Regions from separate parts of the Mus musculus genome. Here region 2 is linked to region 1. The links are chromatin loops, found by intact Hi-C in ENCODE. Cell type or tissue: left cerebral cortex. All regions are shown on one strand.

Region 1 (8,000 bases):
TTTATGCGAAGTTAAATATTCCGTGTTCGAAAACCTTGCAAAATTCAGAGTTAAGGGAGTCTGTGCTTTTTCAGGACAACGCACGCAAAGGTTAAAAACCCGTTTGCGAAGCCTGTCTGGCTGTCCTCTATGCTGTAGATGAAAGGCGGGATGCAAAGCACTCGGAATCTGACAAAGTATGAAGGACTCTAAGCCCAGGGGCCGTTCCCTAGCAAACAGGGTTCTTCCTACTGTCCCTCACTCGTCCTGGTTCTGCAACAAGCAGGGATTTAGCCATATGTGTGGGAGTGTGCGAGGGAGAGCAAGTCGAGGACAGAGCGCTCTCCACACGTGTAAGCCTACATCTCCCTGCTTCCTAGCTTGCGTTCATTCATATGAATGCAGTGGTTAAATATTTGATCAGAGGTAGCAGAGTTACAAGGATCGGTTGTGCTTTAATGAGCACACCTTAGAAGAGTATGCTCATAAATATCAAGAGAGAAAAGATCCTAAGAGTGGCCCCCATCTCTAACCCTTTCTACCCTTCCCTTCCCCCATTTTTCAGTCCCCCTTCCCCCCCAAAATAGAGGAATGCTTGCAGCAGATTGAAGAAGGATTTGAGCCGGCAGCTACAGAGATGGGGATTAGGGCCAGAGTGCAAGTTAAATTGCGCTGCATATAAAAAATGGGCGGATTGGTGTCCAGATCCAGTGGCTGGTACCACCTTCCTTTCTAAAATAAAATCTCTCTGGCATGAAGTCACCGCCTATTTCACATCCGGTTTGCGCTGGGACGTATTACTACTGTCTTGGTACAGAGAAATCTTTTGTTGTATAGCTGCAGATTGGATATTGGGAAGCAAATTTGGGTATGAAATCTCCAGTGCAGGAGCACGCAGAGTCCATGATGCCTCAGACCGTGTGAGTGAGCGCGGCGCGAGGACGCCCTCCGCCCGGCGCGCCCGCGCTCGCAGACTCGCGCAGCTCCGACTCACCGCGATCCTCTCTCCCACACTTTTCTCCCGGGTCTGGAGCGATCCGGTGCCCAGAGGGGGCCCCGAGGTAAGTGAGACTTCGGACCACGATCGCCCAGTGCTTGCAACCTGCCTTTGTCCTAGCTGGAGAGGCAGAGATGTTCTAGCAGGGAAGCGAGCAGGAGCAGGACAGGAGCTGAAGCTGGGAGCAGGTAGAAACAAGGAATGTTTTCTTCTTTCAGGGTGAAAACTGCAGCCTTATAGGAGTAGATTTTTCTCTCTCGCTCTCTCTCTCTCTTCCTGCTCTCCTCTTTAAGGAAGATTAGAATGTACCCTGAGGGGTGGGTGGTGACATGTTGTTTTGATCTCTCTTTCTTCTTCTTTTTTTTCCTTTCTCTCTTTTTTCTTTTCTTTTCCTCTTCTTTTTTTCTGTCCAAGGGGAGCTGCGGTGAGTTGGGGAGTGGCTCTGGGGGTTGCCATCAGCTAAAGTTAAGAGGTTAGGACCAAAAACCTGTCACCCTGCTCCATTCTAGGGAAGACTGGCTCACCCTGCTTGAACACGTCTCTTCTCCCCTTTCCAGCCACCACAGCTGAAATGCCCTCTGGTGTAGGGGTCTCTCCCATTCTGGAAATGAGAAGCTGAACTTACTTGCTCTGGGTGGCAGGGGAGGTGGGTAGTGGAGCATGCTTCTAGAGAGGGGAAGGATGGAGGTGGAAAGGGGGCAAGAGACAGCTTCGTGCTGCCTTTCAACTGTTCTGTTTGTATTCGCAAGAAACTTTCTTCCTCCACAACTGAAGTGCCACGGCAGGTTTGTTTTTCTGCAAATATGAGAAGAGTGCAAGAGCTATGGTGTCTTGCCATGGGAATCTCATTCTCTCACCCATTCAAGACTTTCTTTCCTTTTCTAGAATCAGTGGCGATTAATAGGGTTAAGAGAAGTTGTTTCCTCTTCAAAACAGATGTTAAAACATGCTTTAAAGAAAGAATTACCATTGTGCCATTTGGATGCAATATTTTCACATAATGATATTTATCCAAGATACCCTGTCATAGTCTACTCCTGTGTGTCAAAACCGGTCACTACATTTAAGAGAACACTATGAGGAAGCTCACGGTGCTTATCTCTACATAATTTCATTCTAAATGAATTCTGCTTCCCTGCTTACATGGCTGTGTGTGATGGTTCTTACTGATTGGAATGATCCGGGAGAGTGTAGAAAGCATTTTGTTGATGTATTTAAAGGCATACATACCACATGGACCTAGAGAATGCTTAATGTAAAAAAAAAAAAAAAAAAAAAAACAAAAAAAAACCCTGGGTTTTATAAAGCTTCCATCTATTCACGGTTGACCCTACTAAGGAGTTAAGAATCGAGAAAGTGGGAAAATAAAATACATGTAATAGTTTTCATAGTAGGACCAGGATTAATTTCAGTGCATTTAAGTAACTACATCTGCTTTTTAGCCAGGTAGTGCTCAGGATTTTAAAATTTGGCTTAATAATTATGTATATACACATAATTATGTGAATGTATAACACACACACATAGACATTTCTATAACTCTTCTGTTCCATACACATTTATTCCTCCAGTATCCTCCTACCATATCCAAGTTCAACAATCAGATAATGATTGATTGCAATTTACCTAAGTGGGAATAAATATACCCTCCTTTTCATGCGAAGCAAACCACTTAAGCTTCCATCTGTTGGAGACAAAGTGTTTTCTAGCAGCACCCTGGAAGAAATTAAAGGACGCTTACAAGATATGTGTGGGTATGTTTGTGTGCATTGATGTGTGTGTGTGTGTGTGTGTGTGTGTGTGTGAGAGAGAGAGAGAGAGAGAGAGAGAGAGAGAGAGAGAGAGAGAGAGGGAGAGAGAGAGGGGGAGAGGGAGAGAGAGAGGGAGAGGGAGAGGGAGAGGGAGAGGGAGAGGGAGAGGGAGAGGGAGAGGGAGAGGGAGAGAGAGAGAGAGAGAGAGAGAGAGAGAGAGAGAGAGCCCAGCACATGGCCTGACTTTAAAGTGTATCCTTTAGCTTCACAGAAACATTAGTGAGCATATTTAACAACCACAGAGGAGAAGCACGACTCTGGCATTCAACAGTGTGTTTCCAATGGTTTTTATAAAGAGGCAGATACAGTTGCTTCTGAAATCAAGGTATCTCCAGAATTCAGGGATGCATTTTGTCAACAGAGGTGTTAGTCTACTAGATCCCACGTAACCACATGCCCTCCTTTTAGAGACACCAAGTTTAAACCTTTCAGTACAGATTCCACCACAGGGACCCGAATCAGAAAGGTCGTTTTGAATAAATCAGCAAGTAATAGAAATGCAAAGGCTACTCTAGAGTAATTTTGTCACCTGAAACCATTTCAAGTTTTATAGGATAAATTAAAATTCTGGTACATTTCTGAATGGAAAGGTGGTACGGAAGGTGGGGAGTGGATGGGCCAGGTTTCCATTGCTTCCAATGAGTGTCATATTCCAGTGAGGTCATTTCCTGACTTCAAAGCATTCATCGGAACTGCCTCAGTCAGCCCTAGTGGTTATAACCTGATGTTTCTTGCAAGACACACTGATCTCTACTTATTCCACTTTTCAGCTGTGCAAGCCCGTGATGAAGAAAAGTCGGGGTCTCTCTGACTATCTTTGGGCCTGGACCCTCATTCTGAGCACACTGTCGGGAAGAAGGTGGGGGCATTTTCTTTAAAATCTGCATGACAATTTCTGTAATTTTTTATTTATTCCATCAGGGGGAAGAAAATTGTCCATGGATGAATTCATGACTAAGGGAATTCAGAAAACTTTACTGCAATAAAATTTCAGCTAAGACTAAAGAAGAATAGAACATGAAAATAACTTTCTTGTTTGGATGCTCACGAGAATACACTTAACAAGCTTTACTTTTAAATTTAAACTAGGAAATGTATGAATTCAACTCTTAAGTCTGAAACAACTTTTTAGTTTTCATTTGTAACTGAGCAAAAAATATATAATTTCCTAATTTATGGGAAAAGTTACTAGATAGTTATAAGTTAAGTTTTCAATAGGAAATTTTCTAACTATTTGCAAAATCATAGAGTAACTCACAAAAGCATGGAAGTTAAAATAATATTTTAGAATAAAAATAAGTTAAAATAATATTTATAACGTGAATGCCACATGACTAGAAACACATGTATATTGTGTTTTAAACCATGGTTAATAAAATCAATAGAGATAGAATATACCAGATGATTGCTGTAAAATACTAGATAAAAATTAAATTTTGCTCATTTAGTATTAATATCAAGAAGAAATGTTGTGAATCAATTTCAGTAAGTTGAACTAATAAATGTATTTTCTAATGATCCAATAAAGAACATGAGATTGTAATAGCATTTATCTAAATGATCAAATATTTTATATTGTTCTCTACTTTAATAGTTTTTTGTCTAGTCTATTCTTGTGCCTTACTAAAAGGTGTTCAGCATATAATAAAATCCTAAACTCCTTGAAGTGTAATAGGAAGTGAATCTTTATGAGTAAAAATCAGAGCTATGGAATCATCTGGAAAGGCAGACATTTCTGAGGATTGGTTTAAAATGAGATGCTGGCTGTGTTACTTTTTAGTATTATCGCATAAACAAATATCGGAAGAAGAAGATGCATATTACAGTCTGATACTCTTAATTTCAGGAGTTAAGTGATCAGTGATTTTTGAAAAATTATATGGAGTGTTACTATTATAATGACCTGTAGATGGAGTTAGTGCACAGTGTTTTATTACAGAGTTGTTCATGTGGAATCAAAAGCAGGTTCAGTAACTGACATTTCTCTTCAAAAATGAGTATTCAGTCTAGGGCATTCTGTGTTGTTATTAGTATTTATTCACTCCCAAAGTCATCTTAGTTCCTCTCCTGAGTTCTGTGGCAGTTGTAATTTAAATAGGAAATTAGATGTAAGGTTGAAGATGAGCCTGATTACAAAATCACAGTAAAGAAAGATTCCCATTCCAAATGGAATAACAGGGCTGGTTTTGTTTGGGAAGGGGCTGATCTCTTTGGTATTTGCATTCCAATTCAAACAATTGCTGACAGCAAGATTCATAAGCTTAAACAATTTCTTGTGTTTTACATAAGCTGTGGAAACACACCACACGCACAGATAAAGGTAACAGATACCCGGGATTCTGAGGGCTGTGTTAGCAGTCTAATCACCTTCTGTTGTTTCTCTAACTTATCATCTTTTCTTTCCTAATTTCACTGCTTCCCCCCTAAGAGTTTTCTCTATGGAGAGTTTCCTGAATCCCTAGATGTGTTCACATCTCTTTGTCTTTATCAACACGACCTTCCAGTGTCCTTGAAAGATGATGGATGGTATTTGTTTTTGTGACATTGAATTTTTACAAGTATTTACTTTCTGAAAGCCGATCTTGCTTTTACCTTACTACTGTCATCTGCCAATGAGACACGCAGGAAGTCACAAACTCACTGAGAACTTGATTTAAGAAATAAAATAAAACAACAAGGTGTTTAATTTTGCCAAATGAGAATAAGCTCTTAATCTGTGTGACATGAATGGATTAATGTTTAATTTAATGAAATGAAAAATGGTCTTGTGGAAATAAATTCCATATATTTAGTGCCATAGAGAAATTTTACGTATAACTATCAAGTTAAAACTTTATCAGAAAAGCAGTCTTTGAAAGTATATACAACTCAGTTAATGTCCATACAGTTAGGATAGGCATTCAAACAGAAGCAGTGAAGAGTCACATTAAAGTTTATACTTTCAGTATTGAATATCTTTTATGCATTTATCCATGAAAGAATCAGTACTAGAAAAATAAATTAACTTTGCATCTTTAAAGTGGCCATTATTTACATTCAGTCCTTCCTTAGTCCCTTCTATTGACTGTGGTTAATTTGGTGTATGGTGTGTTATATATCTGCAAGTTTTAAATAAAATTTTATAAAATTAAGAAAAAAGGAAGTGGTCTGAATTTTGCTTATACAAAATTAATTATTTGCAAAACAGCATTTGTTTCTGAGGTGAAAATAGATTATATTTGGCATCCCTGTCAAAGAAGTGAATTCCGGTTTAAAACACCATTATTTTGCTCACATTTATTTATTAACCATATAACTATGTACAAGTGAAACAAAAAGAATACTAAAATTTAAATATAAAGTATATAGGTTTATTTCCCTTTCTTAATTTTACACCCTGTACCTACTTAAGCTTTTCATTCAAGGTCAGAGCTTTCACTGAGATTTGTCAGCAAGTGTAATTTTTTCTAAGATAGAAACTGCTTCTCTCTGAGGATTTGAAGGTGTCATGCTGGTCATTACATAAAACACGATTAATTCTGCATAGATAATAGACCGGTTGGTATAGAAACACAAGTTATAGGAAGTGCATCCCTATGTGGTTGAAAGCTAGAATAATAATACTGAAAGACTATAGCCCCAAACAGAAAGAACAGGAATGACCGTTCCTCTACAGAAGGTTGAAAATAAAGTCTTATTCCAGAAAGTGAAAAAAACTCATTTCTGACCTCTGCTTTGCCCTTAAGTAGTTGTGTCTTAAAACACGATGCCACCTTATATCTAGAGTGCATCTTACATCGTGTTGGCTTTTCCCAACACTTCTACTATGTCTAAACCCAGAAATGACCAAAGTTAAAGAAAATAAAGGTTTGAATGAATCTTCATTGCTTCATACATCTTAAGGGAAATCAATACACTCATAAAAATATAAATAACATAATAAATGATTTATGTATCTTCCTTTCCTAAATATCTTAAAAGAACATCCAAAAAATCAAAATAAAAAATGTATGGAAACGAAATGGAAGGAGTTTTGATATTTAAAAATTTGCATACTAAATAAAAAAGAACCTTTGAATTCATTGTGTAACTCACATATAGATATACATACGTAGAAGATAAATAATATAGATCAAGCCCTCCAAATTGTTTCTTACAGTATGAGTTAACAGTCTTCTTTGCTCAGAGAAGGTATGTCTCTTCTAGAACTTGCTGTGCTGAGAGCTGAAAACGTAGAGTTAGAACTCATTTTCTATATTAAAACTAAAAGCCTACCACCAATGAGGCCACACAGGAGACAAGGACGAGAGTCTTAATGACATTCAAACTCCCAATAGCAAGTTAAGTAAGAAACTCTGAGGAAGGCATTGAATCGAAAGAGGTTTTAGTGGAAATTTGATGCTATTATTTTCTATATCCTTCCCTCAGCTATGGACAGCCCTCCCAAGATGAACTTAAAGACAACACCACTGTCTTCACAAGAATTTTGGACCGACTGCTGGACGGTTATGACAATCGTCTGAGACCAGGTTTGGGAGGTGAGTTGTACTCTCACATTTTTCTTTGAGAAAGTTTAGTATTATTAAATATTTACCTATTTATCTCTAATTTCTCTTCAAGCAGTAAACAAAAATGTTAGCATATTGACTGATAATTCATCATATTTTAATAGTCCACTCAGTGCTAGTTCAATTTACTAAGATCATTTTGTGCACATAGCTATATATAGTGATGAACAGGCACAAAATTCTCACAATGACACAAAAGAGATATGTATTTTTGAAAACACAATTTTTCTGTCTGATAAATTGATTGTACAAAAATGAAGATAATATTCTCCCTTTCGGTATAAGATTTATTAACTTCACCTCTTATATCTGTACTGAATTCAAAAGGGTATCTATAATTCTATGCTGGAAATACTTATTTTAGAAGATTGTGTAGCCAATCATATCTTTGTGTTATATGACCCCATATCCTTGATCAAAAGTGAATAAAATAAATGGTAATATTTTATTTTTTAACCATGTAATTGAATGTAATTCTTTAGTTCTCTTTAGTAAATTTTAATGCTTCTTTAAAAAATAATTAGTTGATTAATTGACTAATGAATTTGTTCAGAGGAAATTAATGTTTGATTATATATATATATACACACATATATATATACATATATGTATGTATATATATGTAATAGATACACACATATGTATGTATATACACACATTAATCCT
Region 2 (8,000 bases), 750 kb after region 1:
CAAACTGTGTTTTAAATTGCATGCTACTCTTTGTAGTATGAAGAAATTTATAGCTATTCTGTTTCATCCTGGATAGGATGTGTCATTCCTTCATCTATGGTATCCATGTTGTATCTACCAAGTCATGGTTATTTAGCAGTCCTTACTATTATTATTATCATAGTCCAATAGTGTGTGGTAAGGCTATCAGTCACCATCACACTGACACTCTCAAAGCCAGAAAGAACATGTTAATTGACAGAGATGGCTGCAGGGGGAATTTACCCAAATCACCTAGCCTTGAGCATCACAGTTCTTAGACTTTTACTCTCAGAAATTACATTCTAGTTGGCTTCAGTTAGCACTTCACTTAGCAAGAAGCAGATCTATAGGAGCCAGAAACATATAATTTCTACATTAAGGGACTTTTTACTTGGGCCTTTTCTAGACCTATGATTTAAGTCTTTGTTCCTGTTTTGGCAAGTGTTTGGTGGCTACACGGTGGTTATTAAGGATAGAATGGTTCTACTAATATAGTGTCAGTCACTCTAACATCAGGGGGCACCTTTTTTAATAGTACATCTGTTCAAGAAACTCTCATTTTAGTAACACTCCTGATATAAAGACAGGTGTCTGCTGACAACTCAGACACACTAAATGAAAGTCATAAGGTGTTTTCTTTAAGTGAAGAAATAGAAGTTATCAACTTAATGGAAGAAAAAAAAATCATATGCCACAGAATTCAATATCCATAGGATCTCTGACTGCTATCTCTTACTTTAATAGAACACCTGAGAGAAAGTGATTTAGGAAACAAAACTAATTTTTATAGCTCTGAAAACTCAAAAGTTCAAGGGCAGGGGCCTCCATCTGCCGAGTTTTTGTTTTAATAGGGACTTTGGAGAGATCTAAGGCAGCATGAAATGACATGGAAAGACAGGAGGTAGGCAAGTAAAACATACTTTTTTAATCAAGCTGCTTAATGATCCATTAATCCATGTATGGATTAAGACATGAATCAAAGATCCTGATAATCCAATCATCTCATACGTTTCAACCTTTGTTGAGTCATTCAACTATTGTATGAATATGGAAAATTAATTTTCCAACAAGTAAAAGTTTAGGAAACATATTCAAATTTAAATCTTATCTCTGTGGAATTGTAAAGAAGTAATGAGAAATTTAAGCATCTTTTCTGGTGTGCTTCAAACTACAAAAGTGACACAATGTTATTTGGAGTAGTTAAGGGAGTGGAAAAAAAACATGAATTTACTGAATTTGACATGACCTATAGTTTCATGAATCCTCTGTGAGTTTGGATAACCCTCTCCAATCAACAATCCTATTTATTAATACCATTGAGGTGGTTTCCATGGGAAGTAGATGTGCAGGGAAACCACAAATATTTTTCACCACAGAAACTTGATTATTTTTCAGCTTCCTGTTTAATACTTTCAGCAAAATAATGGTGAAAGAATAGGTTTAATACACTTAAAAAAACTTTCTTCTAGGATTTCTGTCCACTAATATAATAATCTTGATACTAAATGTCATACCTTTCTGTATTATCTTACAAACAAATAAGAATGGCACTGAGGAGTAGAAATAGTCACAGATTTCTACATAGTACCATGAAGACTAAAGATTTTCTACTTAACCTGAAAGTGTTTATTGTTCTTTTTGTGACACATTCTTGGAATATTCACTTCCTTTTTCAGCAGTGAAGATATGCAAATGTAATCCTCTGCCACATTCAGGGAGTACTGATGTGCTGAGCACCTAAATATTTCTGTTTTATACCCAACAGTTGTACCCACCTATGTTTTCTATCTGAATCTGCTAATTTGTGTTTTATAAAAGATTTAATTAATTTTTTATGCTTTTGCTTGTTTGTTTTGTTTTTATTTTTTTGACAGGGTTTCTCTGTGTAGCCCTGGCTGTCCTGGAACTCACTTAACTTTAAAAGATTGAGTCATTAAGCTGTCTTCCTTGAAATTAATGTTTAAAAGTATACTCGAAATTTATAATCCTCCTACTCCCACCCAAAAAAGAAACATTGAATGTTAATGTTGGAATACTTTTAACTAGGTTTTACTAGGAAGTTAAATATTAGAAAGTATTGAATGTCTTTCAGTGAAGGGAAACTTAGTAATGGGTATTTTTATTTATTATAGTAGTTGGCTTTAGATATTCCTTGAAATTAATCTTGTCCTGTTCAATGTTATTTTAATTAAATATTCACTGTAAGTCAATGTTGTTAGATGTTGGGTCAATATAGTTATGAGTCTGTTTATATTATAATGGTTCTCTTGCTCCTTTGTAGCAAAATTTAATGACCTATAAATTAAAACACAATTAGGTTGTCTTGTAACATAGTTCTAAGGATTATTTTCAAAATACAATGAAAGCAGTGCAACCTACAAGCAGCTAGGCATGGTAGCTCACACTTATAATCTAAGCATTCAGAGGATGAATTCTAACTGCTTTATACACAACTCTCTCCTCTCTCTCTTTCTCTCTCTCTGTATGTGTGTGTGTTTGTGTCTTGTGTTGTGCACTACATATGTTACATATATACTTTTAATAACCATAATAACTTCAAGCATAATAAAATCATTTGCAGAAAAGACTCATTCAATATTTCTCATGCTTATGTTATTTAAATTGGAAGAAAATGTCCTTAAATAATGACTAAGATTGTATGAGAGTGACTTGAAAAAGTAAGATCTTTATTGCACACAGAGTTGAAGATGAAGAAACTCTCAAACTTTGGTGATAGGTGTGTACCATCGGTGTTTGACCTTGTATTCTTTATGATGAGAAAATGTATAATCCTGGGTACAGAAATACTTGAACCTGTAATCTGGAGATTTCTCGTCACTTTCACTGATAATTTGGTGATATACTGTAACAACCAGTATATATCTTTGTATCTATGCATCTATGTGTGTATGTGTCCTTCTTCCTATCTTCCTTCAACCTCCCTATCAATCCGTTATCTACCTATCTTTCCGTCTGTCCCTTACCTAACAGCTCTATCACCTGCCTATCTGAATAATATGTATTATCTATCTATTATTTATCTATCAATCATCTACTCTATCTAGGTATCATGAGTTTTTAATTTTATATTGTTTATAGCACATAGAAAAACATATGGAAAAACAGCATGTTACTTGTAATTAACCAGAAATTTATAAGAAGAGTAACATTATTGACTTAAACATTATTTTTTATCTAAACCAAGTAGATCTGAGATGGTGATCAAATTTGTGAAAAAGACAGCAGATAACTGAAGAAAAATATGAGTTAGGAATATACTTAGATCCAACATGATTTTTATCTATTTTTCTTTGTAAAATAAGGAATTGAACAAATAGATAAACTGTTCAGTCAGTGTGGTACTTGTATATATTTTTTTTCATAGGTTACCTTTTGGTATTAGATAATCGATTGTTGTGTTCTAATTTATTTAGGAATATATATGTATGTACCAAAACATATATGCACATAATAAAAATTCATGAGAAAGAGGCCATGAATTTCCCTGTGCTACACTCTGTCAGTCACAGAGTTTGCAATAAGTCAATTTTTTGAAATAGTTTAATTCTGTCACTTAGATATTTATATATCTATATTCTAAGGTGCTATTTTATCAGCATCTATTGAATACTTAATAACCAGGTTAGACTGAAATCTTTTTCTTCCTCTCTGAACTCACTTAATAAGACACATACTTTGTTTTAGGCATCAATGAATACCATAAAAGCCGTGCATTAGCGCTGATACTGAAGCTTCAAAGTCCAGAAAGCCAACACAAGGATCAAGAAAAATTACAGAATCCACATGTCTTGAAGCTGCATTCACCTCTCTTAGAATAAACAGTTTCTGCAAATAAGAGCAAAAGTGATGATGTTAGCTTTCTTCTTTTGTCAACATATCAGACTTGTTGGGAGCATGTTTTCTAGGGGATAGGATGAAGGTAAGGATGGTACGTTTGTCTAAAATCAGTGTTATGAGCCATAGTTCTACTGCCCTCTATTGTCTACTAGTGAATAATAATGTCCTTGAACAGCATAGCACATAAAAGACTTTTAAAGCAGTCATGTATATCTATATTCTTTGTGTGTATTAATGACATAAAATATCCTCCGGAAAGCAATGAATATGTGGGTTTTGTTTTGAAGTATAAATTCGATTAGAATTTCCTATTTTGCTTTTTTGACATTCTTATCCCAGTACACAGCAAAAAGGTGAATATTTGTTCAATTTAACTTAGATATTTTAATAACAACAACACATTTAAAGGTATTTATTTAATATATATAAATTATAATAATATCAATCAAACAGAGTGCCTCCCGTGTCCAGCAATAAATGCTGTCCTAGGCTTGCAGAGCTCACTGTACACAATTTGCTAAAACATTCAATGACAAATATCTACAGACAAGCTTTTGGTTTTATTCAACAAGATTGGGATCCTTATCACTTTGCTTTCTTCCTTTTCTCTTTCCTTGCCCCAATACCTTACTCTCTCATCCTTAAATCTCTACCTCTATGTCACTGGGATATTACAAATACTTACATTCTTCAAGCTGTGTCAAATTTTTCCATTAGCTTCCTTGCAAAGAGTAATGAGCACTGACGGAAAAGTTGCCTAGTAATTGCGAAGATGATGTCACAAGTGCACATGAAACATCCCACAAGAGAATACGACGGATGGTTTTATGATAAGGAGTTAAATCTACAGAAGAACGGTTCAGTGGGAGATGTTGGATACAGGTCAGCTGCTTTTAAAGGGTGCTCCATTTTGGAGGTAGGACAGACATGATGGAGGCAAGGGACATAATTATATGGATCATGTAAAGGTTAAGAACTTAAACTATCAAGAGAAAAGGTCGATTGGGCAGAGCAAGGAGAAAGGTATGATTTGGCTCTGGACTCTGTGCTTCCACAGTGCGATAGCTGTGTCATTGTGTTTGTAGGATTTTTGCATCAAGATGAAGTACAGAGATAGTTAAAAATTTGCTAAAGAGAGTGAGAGAAAGGGAAAAAGAAGAGAGAGCAAGGAAGAAACAATGGATGGGCAGAAAGACACAGGGAAGGTAACAGAGGAGAATGAGTAAAGGAACACTGTGAAACAGAATGCTCATACTGAACACATGCTGGCACACTGGATAAAGAGCAAAGCTAATAAAAATGCCATCATGAAAAAAAAAAAAAAAAAAAAAAAAAACAGCTCTAAACTCATTTTGCAGCACTCCCAGGTAGGTGCTGAATTTCTGAGCAGGTGAATGATAGGATGAAAATATAATTCAACCTTCAGTGGCATGTGCAGGTGCACAATAAACAAATGTTGACATTATCCGATCAGGCAGAATGGTATTTGCAATAACACATTATTGCTAATGATAATCTTCCTGTAATTGCAACGTGTAAGGTAGCATTTCCAGCACTCCCTAGCCTGTTAATCTTTCTTTTACTCTTTCATCTATTTATTCAAGGAGCAAATATTCATTGCATATCTTATATGTGAGGTGCATTAAGCCAGATCTAACAAGAAAATGAGGATTATTTATTTATGTATGCATAGGGGCTGAACCCTGTTCCAGAAATGAATTTAAGGCAAGGAAGAATGGTTAATACACAATGGCTTATCTTCAGTAAGTGATAATCCTAGACTGGTAATATATGCATACGTAATAAAACAAAGAAACCTGAAAATATTAATGCTTTAAGTGGGAGGCATAAAACCATTCTTCGAAAGCTCAGCAGAGAATGGTGAATTCAAAACTGCAGAACTGAGAATATCCTCTTGAAAAGCATCAAGAACAAACACACAAAGATGCATACATTTTAATATACAAAGAGAGAAATACACATAGCTTTGTTTCTCCAATGTATTATTGATCTTATGTGCTCTCTCCAGTCAGGAGCATCATGATTACTGGGTCAGGAGAACATACAAAGAGTCAGCAGTCCACATTACTTCCACCCAGGATGAGAGAGGAATTTGCAAAGCTGGATGATGTTACAAATGGTAAAAAAAAAAAAAAAAAATTCTAAGTTACTATAAGTTTAGAAAACCACATAAAGCTGGGTGTAATTGTTACACATTGAATTGCAGCTCTCAGAAGGCAGATGCAGGCTGATTCTGTTAGTTCAAGGTCAATCTAGTTAGGAAGAGAGATAATCAGGTTTTCTAAGGTAATACCAACAAGAGTACAAAACCTGAAGGGCTTTTAACAAGCAGAAGCCAGAGGTACCACACAGAATGCAGTGAAGTCCTCTAATTAAGGCTTTCATTTATATTTCACGGCTAAAAAATGCAAAATAGAATCTACTATATTTAGCCCCCAGTTTTATCAGAGGAGAGTGTAAAGACTATTGAGATAGAGAAAGCTTTAGCTTTGATGCCCAATAAAGTAAATTAAACCATTAATTAAATGGTTTGTGATTGGTGATTTTTTTTTTTTTTTTGGACTAGGGAAAAGAACAGGAGGATATATTTTACAGATAATTGTTTGTCAGTATACAATGGTAAAACCACTCCTACAGATTTGGTAGCTGCCTTCAGCAAGGAAGGAAGATTGAGTCTCTTATCTTCTTTCCTTTTCCATATAATAAACTTTTGAACACCTCTGCATCTTTATTCTTATATTGTAACTATCGTTTTTTTCCAGAGAAAGATTTTTGTTAAGCCAAAAGGAATTAGGATGAAAGACATACATAGTATAACACATGTGCTTTAAATACATAAGACACACACACACACACACACACACACACACACACACACAAAATCATCTAGATATAAACAGAGAATTACAATTTACTCCTGGCAAGTACTTTAGGTTTATTTGTTTTATTGTTCTACCGGGAATAGGTGTGGCCATGAATAGCTAGCTGAGTTCCAATTACAGGCAGTATTACCTTCTGTGGCCTATTAAGAGAGATTATGTGCAAAATTATGTAACCTTAATTCTTAAAGTGTGTGAGGTGTTTTTTTTTTAACTGTTTTTTAATTTGGTCCTGTAAGATGACTCTATTGATGAGGGTGCTTACTGCCAAGCCTGACGACCTGAGTTCAAGCCTCAGGACCTACTTGGTGTCAGTAGAGTACGGAAGCCCATGTGCATGCATGTGCACATACAGATAAATGTAATAAAATTTAAAATGAGGTAAAAATAAACACAAATATTTTATTTACTAAACTACTGCATTAATCTGCTTAGATTACCACAATGGAATATCTAGTACTGAGTTCTTCATAAAGGAAATACATTTGTTTAGTTCACAGTTTTGGAATGTGAGAGTCCCAGCACAAGTGGCTTCATCTGATGGGAATCTAATGAGGGTTCACCTGGAGGCAGTGAATAGTGGCTGTGCACACAAGAAGCCAGGGCTGACACCAGCCTCACTTCAAAGCTTAAAACTCCCCAAAGAACTAAAGACAATATCAGTACTTCCCACGATGCTCCACTGAATAAATTGTCTCCAACATGACCCCACTCTTTTAATCATCTCCATCTCTATACTACCACACTAGAGATTAAGTTTTCAGTATATACCTCTTTTGCATAACATTTTAAATTACATGAACCACATAGCAGTCATGAAACAAAGAAAATTGACTTTGGAGAACTGGAGAGATGGCTTAGCAGGTAGGAACACTGGCTGCAACAGCACCGTGGTGGCACACGCCTTTAATCCCAGCACTTGGGGGCAGAGGTAGGCAGATTTCTGAGTTTGAGGCCAGCCTGGTCTACAGAGAGAAACCCTGTCAAAACAAACAAACAAACAAACAGCAAAAAAAAAATCCCAAAATTACAAAAAAAGACAAAAGAAAGAAAGAAGAACACTGGCTGCTGGATCCGTGTTAAGCTCCCTGTACCCACATGAAGGTAGAGTTGGGGTTGGGGGTGCGGGTGGAAGTGTTGAAAGACTTTTGTGCTGGGTGTGGTGGTGCACGCCTTTGATCCCAGCACTTGGGAGGCAGAGGCAGGCAAATTTCTGAGTTT

Evidence for each region. A loop is a pair of places that touch in the nucleus more often than their neighbours do. Peaks named below come from ENCODE experiments on the same cell type or tissue, not always from the same donor. Only the 100,000 strongest peaks of a DNase experiment are listed, where the experiment ranks them.
Region 2: it touches region 1 in a loop (3-fold over the local background); 4 of 42 quality-filtered maps call a loop at or near these places.

Annotation. Positions count from the first base shown.
Region 1 is chr11:42,175,206-42,183,205 of GRCm38, reverse strand. It overlaps Gabra1 (gamma-aminobutyric acid (GABA) A receptor, subunit alpha 1), which reads left to right and starts at 276. Exons shown (of 10, transcript NM_010250.5): 1 at 276-1,040; 2 at 3,558-3,646; 3 at 7,195-7,304. The coding sequence starts at 3,573. In left cerebral cortex, CTCF peaks have their summits at 3,510 and 4,689 (motif pointing right); DNase peaks (open chromatin) are centred at 2,667, 3,122, 3,447, 4,903 and 4 more places; H3K4me3 peaks cover 5,667 bases; H3K27ac peaks cover 3,911 bases.
Region 2 is chr11:41,430,052-41,438,051 of GRCm38, reverse strand. No RefSeq gene overlaps it. Among named protein-coding and RNA genes, the nearest start is that of A230004M16Rik, 280 kb to the left of the region's middle. In left cerebral cortex, a CTCF peak has its summit at 4,031 (motif pointing left); a DNase peak (open chromatin) is centred at 3,941.